3 separate regions of the Mus musculus genome follow, and all the other regions are linked to region 3. A link is a loop called in an ENCODE intact Hi-C map of the cell type or tissue named here. Cell type or tissue: heart. All regions are shown on one strand.

Region 1 (2,500 bases), 120 kb after region 3:
CCTGAGCTGGACGGTGCTGCACGATGTATTCATAGGTGGTGAGCTTGTGCCACACTGGTGGGTATGGGAAGAAAGACATGGGTCAGCAGTGGAGAGGTAACCCTGGAACGCAAAAGCTAGGGCAGCCGGCACTAGGTTCAAATCCCTATCACACATGTACTAAGCAGTAGGGCAAAACTAGGCCAACCACAAACAGCTAGCACTGTACGGTTTAGGACTTCAAGGTTCTACAGCCCGAAAAGGTGGAGACTCTATCCCCTTCGAGGCAAACCTGGAGGAGGCACTTACTTAGATAAATGTGGAAGCAGAGCAGGTGGCCAAGCAGGGCTGTAGAAAGCAGGCCCAGAAGGATGAGCAGGGCGGCCAGGGCCAGGATGGCAGGAGCCTGGGTCTCCACAGGGGCAGCAGGCAAGAACACAAACCACACATCCGTGTGGTTCTTCAAGACTGAAGGGCACAGGCAGACTGTGCTTAGCCAGGGGTCGGGGGTGCGCTAACGAAAACAAGTCTGTGTCTAGAACCGACACCGACCTTCAAAGTGTTGGTTGGTACGAAGTCGCATGGGGTTGACAAAGAACTCCACGAAGACATAAGTGGCCACCAGCACCAGGAGCAGGACACCCAATAAAGCAGATGCCACACTGTGTAGAAAGAGCCTGGCCCAACCACGGGCAGCTGTCAGCCCTCAGGAGCACCAGCTTAATAAGAAGCCAGGCTCCTGACCCCAACAACTCATTAGTCGCAGGCTTAGGGCGGGAAGACTCTTTGACTGCCCATCTTAGCCTGAACCAATAGGATGGCGGGCTCTGAACCCACCCTCTGCCAACCCAAGTATCACCTTCTCAGCGGGCACACATCCCCACCCACAACTGTATAGTGTATCACAAGCAGTCCTCAATAGACCAGGCAAGCCCAGGCCCCAGCTGGTTCTCACCGATAGTTCCTCTCGCCCACGCAGTTGTTGAGCCACTTGCAATGGTGATCGAAGCCGCATACGCACTTATTGCAGGCGCTGCAGTGTTTGGATCGCGCACTCCTGTGGAAGTTTGGGGGGAAGGCGCCTGATGGTCAGCCAGCCCATCCAGCATAGCGACCTGAGTCAAGCCTGGTTCCTGATTACCCACAGGCACCTCTGCCCTTCCTCGGACCGCAGCAATGAGGAGTGCACGCGCCCTCTGGTGGAAACAGGAGGTGGGATCCCTGGAGAAGGTGCTGAGGGTCACGGTAGAGGGAAGATGGGTGTCTTTTGAGGTCCTACTCTTGAACTACATACCTACATAAAGGTCACATGAGAAGGGAAGGAGGCATCCTTTCCAAGCAAGGACGTGTGTGCCAGACCACACACAAGATGCAGGTGTGGGACCCGAGGCAAAGTGCATAGCTGCCCGACTAGTACTTTAATTGCACTTCTAACAGCTCCATTTTGGGGTCACTTTCCTTGCCATCCTACGGGAATTTTTCTGGCATTCAATCAGAAGCCATGTGTGGGCTAACTGTAAAGGAGCCAAATGGAGATGTATTCACTGTCATCCAGGGGCATTAACGAAACTCATAGGCAAGGAATTGGTGAGAGAGGGCCACATCAGGATACTGATGGGGTCGCATCACGGAAGACCCAAATGAGCATGGGAGAACAGTGAGTCCTTCCATCACTCAGTGAGAAACTGGCAGAGCCACTCAGCTCATGTGCTGGCTGCTGCTTAGGGAATGGCAGCAGGCATTCTGGTTCCTGTAGACAGACCCCTTCTTCAGATTCCAAGTGTGGAGCTGGCCTCGGGCTGCACTCTATCCCTCAACCCACACATGAGTCTGGGAGATGACAAAGCTCCAGTAATGTAGGGAGGAGTCCCAGAGAGTTACTGTAATTTGCCAAAGAAGAGCGGGTGTTCTGCATTCTGTCTCCTCTCCTCACTAGCAGGAGGGCTTGGAGCCACTGGCCTCTCTGCCTCAGACTGCTCACAGATAACTGAGTGAATGTGCTGGGACCAGACAGCTAGTGTGCCCTTGACTTTGCTGCTCAGTAGCTTTGTGACTTCAGGACACCGTCCAGCTTTCTGAGCAGTAGGCTCTGACTCTTTTGTTAAAGATTGTAGCACTTAATGCAGAATACTCAAGCTTAACTGCCCTCCTCCCCTTATCTGGGTACTTTCTAGAGGCTAAAGTTGTCACTGGCAGAGCTAGTCGTTTAGAAAGGTTTTTGGTGCTGCCAAATGCCTTCTGGTTTTGCTATAGAAAATGCTATGCCTTGTCTTTTTTTTTTTTTTCCTAATCACTATCTCAGGTCACTCCACCAAACTTTTTGATGTTTTTATTTTTTGAACCTGTCTTTTTATGTAGCCCTGACTAGCCTTAAACTCACTGAAATCCCACCTCAGCCTCCCAATGGCTAGGATTACTGGTAAGCACCACCATGCCCAGCTCCACCAAGACTCTTTTTGTTTTTGTGAGACTGGGTCTTATTGTGTAGCTCGGATGTCCTGGAACTCTGTAGACTAGGCTG
Region 2 (2,500 bases), 190 kb after region 3:
GCTAATGTTTTTATTCAGAATAAAACACTATCAGAATATAAAAATAAAGGGAGCATAGTAAAGATTAAAGAGCACAGGCATTGTATTAAATCACTTAGAGGTGTCACTTGAGGGTGTTTGTTGTTTCTGTTTATTCAGACAGCAGTAATTATCAAATTATGAATCAAACTATTCATTGCAAATTTAACAGTGACCATTGGTGGCTGGGTGTTGTGGCGCACGCCTTTAGTCCCAGCACTCAGGAGGCAGAGGCAGTTGGATTTCTGAGTTCGAGGCCAGCCTGGTCTACAAAGTGAGTTCCAGGACAGCCAGGGCTACACAGAGAAACCTTCTCGGAAAAAAAAAAAAAAGAGTAACCAGAGCCAACATTTCTTACGTGGAGTTTAGTACCATGCTTAGTTCTCTCAGAGTCACTTACACATATGGATATGCCACACACATGCCTAAGTGTCCTTCTTAGAGTTCCAAAGGGAACTGAAGAGAGTCTATACTATGGATGAGTTCTGGGTAGATCCAGCAAGGGGAGAACCACCAAGGGTGAATTGCTCATGAAGGGTATATTTCTAGGAGACTGAAAAGCAAGGCCTCGGCCCCTGGGGAACCTTAAGGTCCTATTTGAAACCCCCAAGACATCTTAAGAGCTCGTAAACTAGTACACTGCAATGGCTGCTGCTCCAAGTCTGACACCTGCCAGATGATCTAGATGCAAGTAAATGCAGACAGTGTATTAGTCACGGTCAGAGCATCCTGTACCAGGCTTCAGGACAGAGAATGATATCAGAGAATGTCCTTGGTCTTCTTCCTATGCTTGGAATATGGGACACAGAGGGAAAAGAGTAGAAAGAAACAAACAGGAAACACTAAACCCTATACCTAATCTGGGAGGCTAACTGTGGACTCAGTGACAGAAGAGCCCAGGACAGAACCCTAAAGGACACCAGCCATAGACAGGTACAGCAGAACCATGCTGCACCTCCATCCAGGCTCTTAGTGGCAGAGTGGTCCTAGTGCACCCTCTTGTGGACAAAGGAATGATGGTTTATGGACAACCATGAGGGGGTTGGCTCTTGGCAAGAAGAGGGTGTTCCATCTCCAGTTCTCACTCAACACATTCTTCCAATGTCATCATGCCTCAGACTCTAGGTCTCCATCTCCCCCAACCATCAGACCCTGCAGGTGTGAAACTGCTGACACCTGCAGAGAGGTGCAGACATGTATCATAAACAATGGAAATTTAGGGGGGCTGGAGAGCAGCTTAAAGCACTTGAACTTGTAAAGGACCCAAACTCACACTTGAACTTGTAAAGGACCCAAACTCAATTCCTAGCACATATATGATGGGTTCTAACCATACCTAACTACAGTTCAATGAAATCCAATGCTCTCTTTTGACCATGTATGTACACGGTACATATATGTACATACATACATACATGCAGGTAAAACAGTCATACACATTTTTAAGAAAATGAATAAAGGCCGGGAGTGGTGGCACACACCTTTATTCCTAGCACTTGGAAGGCAGAGGCAGGCAAATTTCTGAGTTTGAGGCTAGCCTGGTCTACAAAGTGAATTCCAGGACAGCCAAGGAAGGCTACAGAGAAACCCTGGGACTGGAGTTACAAGACAATTTTGAGTTGCTATGTGGGTACTGGGAATTGAACCTGGGTCTTCTAAAAAAGTTAGTGTTTTTAATCACTTATCCATCTTTCTATCCCTATTCCATGTTTTTTATTCTTAAATTCAAACAGCAGAAGAAAACATAAATTAGCCATTGAAAACTTTCCTCCCTCCTAGCCTCTCTAGACAGCGTAGGGCCTTTGCTTCCAAATGCTTGTTCACATGCATGCCTTCTAGTGTTTGACTACAGTAGGATTACGCTCAATGGCTTACAACTTTGCCCCTAACAATATATTTCTAAATCAGCACTTAGAAAACTTCCTCTAGTGTTCTACCGTAAGGGCACTAAACACTACAACTGTGGGGCCGTGAACTGTGCAGAGGCAGCCTGGTTCCTGATGGAGCACAGGCCTGGAACCCAGGACACTTGGTGGGTGGTGACTTCCGCCTTCATGGGACAATGGGAGTTCAGCCATGCCTCCTGGGCCCCAGGCTCCAGTAGCAGCTACAGCATCCCACAGCCCCCTGCAGAGAGGTGTGTGGCCATCAGTCACTTAGGCAATGCCCCAAGCTCCAGGTATTGTCTGGACTCCACCCCCATGGTTACAGGGCAATAGCCAGGTATGCTCCTCCCCACAGTTACCTAGCAACATCCAGGATGGCACAGCCCACTATAAAAGGAGCTACTTGCCCCTCCTCGATCTTTTACCTCTTATTCTCTTGCTTTTACTCATGCTCCCTTTGCTCCCCTCCCCTCTCCCCCCTTCTTCTCCCCCCCCTCCACGTGGCCATGGCCGCCCTCTGCCTTTCTACAATAAAGGCCTTAAATAAATAAATTTAAATAAATAAAAAATAAATAAATAAATTTAAATAAATAAAA
Region 3 (2,500 bases):
GTCAGCCTATCGTATCCGCGACCAGATCTGGGATGTGTACTACAGACTCAACATCCGAGATGCCATCAGCTTTGTGGACCAGGTGGGCCAAGCAGTTACCAGGTAGGCCAGTGGCGGCTAGACAGATGGTCAGCAGAGTAGGGCTGTAAGGAACGACAGGCAGGCAGGCTTGTTAGCAAGGAATTAGCCGGAATTTCCAGCTGGCCCCACGGTGTCGTGAAGTCACAGCTGCAGGGGCAAGCCTGGTAGTGACAGAGTCTGGCAGGCTTGTACAAGAAGGTGGGAAACAGCTGGGTGCTGAAGTCAGCAGACACAGTTCAGCCATTATCACGGGTGGGCTGATATTTGGATAAGTTACTTACATTGCCTGGGCTTCAGTTTTCTCAGTGAGGGGAAAGTAACCATAAGGATGGAACTGCCCAGGCCCGACTCTGAGAATTCAGTGTGAAGTGTTTCAGTGTCTGCTGTAACAAATAACAAAATAATGCCCGTGGGTATAGCTCAACGGTTTACCACTTGTGTAGCATTCAAGAACCTGGGTGATCCCCAGCCCTGGCTCAAAACAAAAGTGTTCAAAATAATTGTTAACGCTTGTAATTCTTTTTATTACTCTCTGTCTGGGCCCCCTCCTCATCTGACCCTTGTCTGACCTCTGTCTTGACTCCTACAGGGAGGCCATGTCTTGTCCTCCACAGGACTCACTCTGCCCTCTATGCCTAGCAGAAATTCTGTGGCAGAGACCTCTGTCACCAACCTGTTGTGAGTCCACGAGCCGCTCCCTCTTCCCTTCCCCCAAGCTCTTCTCCCCAGATCCCTCTGGGGAGGGACGTGTCAACACCTTGCCTGTGCCCTTCCCCTCACCTGTCCTGCCCAGTCCTCAGCACACTTATCCCTGCCTCCCACAGGAGGGAGAGCGGCAGTGGAGCGTGTCTGGATCTGCAGGTGATTGACACGGTGCGCAGCGGCCGAGACCGGGAGGATGCCGTGATGCATCATCTGCTCTGTGGAGGCCTCTACAAGCCACGGCGCAGGGTGAGGGCTTGCAGGATGTGGGAGGAGTTCCCAGGGTGGTGGGGAGTGGATGGTAGAGCCCATGATCGGAGACTCTTCGGGCATTCGGTTGTAATGAATTGAATTGAAAGCTGAACAGGTTGGGACTCTAGAAGGGAACACTTTGGACTCGAAACTGGGCTTTAGGAAGGAGAGGAGCACCCATGGCTAATGTCCCTGAGGGGAGAGGAAGAGACAGAGGACAGGGAGCTTTGAGGATGCAGGTCAAAGGGAAGCAGGGACCTGAGAAGGCCTTCGGAATCAGTTTAAGGAGAGAGAGGCGGGTTAGTCCTGTGCAAAATCAGGCAGCTTTGGAGCTTTGAGGGTGGAAAGGTCCATCCTATCCAGGAGAGGATCTTCTATAATCCCACAAGGGGGCAGCAGGTCACTATCCTGGACCTTTTGAAGTAGGAATCTTGACTGTTACTCATGGCTGCACTACAGAGAACACTGAGACAGAATTGGCTGGATTTGGGAGCACCTCCCGTTAGTTTCCAGTTCTGCAGAATAAGATGTGCAGGTGGCTTTACTCAGACCCCACCCCCCCTCACCCCACCCCCCACCCCACCTCGCAGCCCCTTCTGCCTCTGGTGTGTGTTTGCCCATGAGAAGCCCCTCCCCCACCCCATGGAAGAGCTGCTAGGTGATTGTCTAGGGCAAGTGACAGGGGCTCCCTCATTTTTCTATTCTGGACTTGCTGTTTCGGCTGCCCAGGACCCCTGATTTGGTTCACCATATTGTCCTCACATTCTGCCAGACCTTCATATAGTGGCTGGCAAACCCACCTCATCCCAAGTTTTCTTTTCCTTTTAATGTTTTTCATGTGCAAAATTTTAGTAGCGAGAACGAAATAAGTCACTTATCCATTACCCAACTCTAATAATTATCTGTGCGTGATTAAATTTTTTCACTCCATAACCCACCACACCCTGCCCACACTTTGTCTTACAGCAGACTCCAGACATCATCTGATATTATCTATAAATATCTCAGTATACGGCAAGAACTCTTTGTTTCTTTTATTTTTTGGTTTCTTTAAGACAGTCTTGCTAGCCGCCCTAGGACTGGCTTCAAATTGGGGGGTCCTCTTGCCTCAGCCTCCCAAATGCTGGGGTTCCAAGTGTGAAGCCACCACTGAGCTGGCAAGATCTTTAAAACGTTAGGTCAGGCTGAGGATATTGGACAGTAGTAGAACGTTTGCTTAGCATCTATGAGGCCCTGAGTTTGACTTCCCCCACTGCAAAAAAATCAAGTTAAATCAAATCATAGTATTACTATTATAACATAATAATTCCTTATAGCAAATGCTCAGTCACTGTTCAATAAATATCTGTTTTTTCCTAGCTGGTTTGCATAGCTCAGGATCCAAATGAAGCTCACAATTTATGTCTGGGAAATATGTCTTCCAATAAGACAAACCTATAACAGTTTTTCTTTTCCTCCTTGCTAT

The links. Peaks named below come from ENCODE experiments on the same cell type or tissue, not always from the same donor. Only the 100,000 strongest peaks of a DNase experiment are listed, where the experiment ranks them.
Region 1: it touches region 3 in a loop (2.9-fold over the local background); 13 of 42 quality-filtered maps call a loop at or near these places.
Region 2: it touches region 3 in a loop (2.2-fold over the local background); 3 of 42 quality-filtered maps call a loop at or near these places.

The regions. Positions count from the first base shown.
Region 1 is chr8:105,476,083-105,478,582 of GRCm38, forward strand. Zdhhc1 (zinc finger, DHHC domain containing 1) reads right to left here. Exons shown (of 14, transcript NM_175160.5): 7 at 935-1,036; 8 at 532-656; 9 at 289-447; 10 at 1-54. Among named protein-coding and RNA genes, the nearest start is that of Tppp3, 5.9 kb to the left of the region's middle. In heart, a CTCF peak has its summit at 1,179 (motif pointing left); DNase peaks (open chromatin) are centred at 329, 1,069 and 1,949; H3K27ac peaks cover 1,021 bases; H3K27me3 peaks cover 521 bases.
Region 2 is chr8:105,553,270-105,555,769 of GRCm38, forward strand. All of the region lies in intron 1 of Atp6v0d1 (ATPase, H+ transporting, lysosomal V0 subunit D1), which reads right to left. Among named protein-coding and RNA genes, the nearest start is that of Atp6v0d1, 12 kb to the right of the region's middle. In heart, a CTCF peak has its summit at 1,019 (motif pointing left); DNase peaks (open chromatin) are centred at 1,022 and 2,152.
Region 3 is chr8:105,358,422-105,360,921 of GRCm38, forward strand. Slc9a5 (solute carrier family 9 (sodium/hydrogen exchanger), member 5) reads left to right here. Exons shown (of 16, transcript NM_001081332.1): 10 at 1-82; 11 at 671-759; 12 at 906-1,032. Among named protein-coding and RNA genes, the nearest start is that of Slc9a5, 11 kb to the left of the region's middle. In heart, a CTCF peak has its summit at 1,415 (motif pointing right); no DNase peak of the experiment used is centred here; H3K27ac peaks cover 501 bases.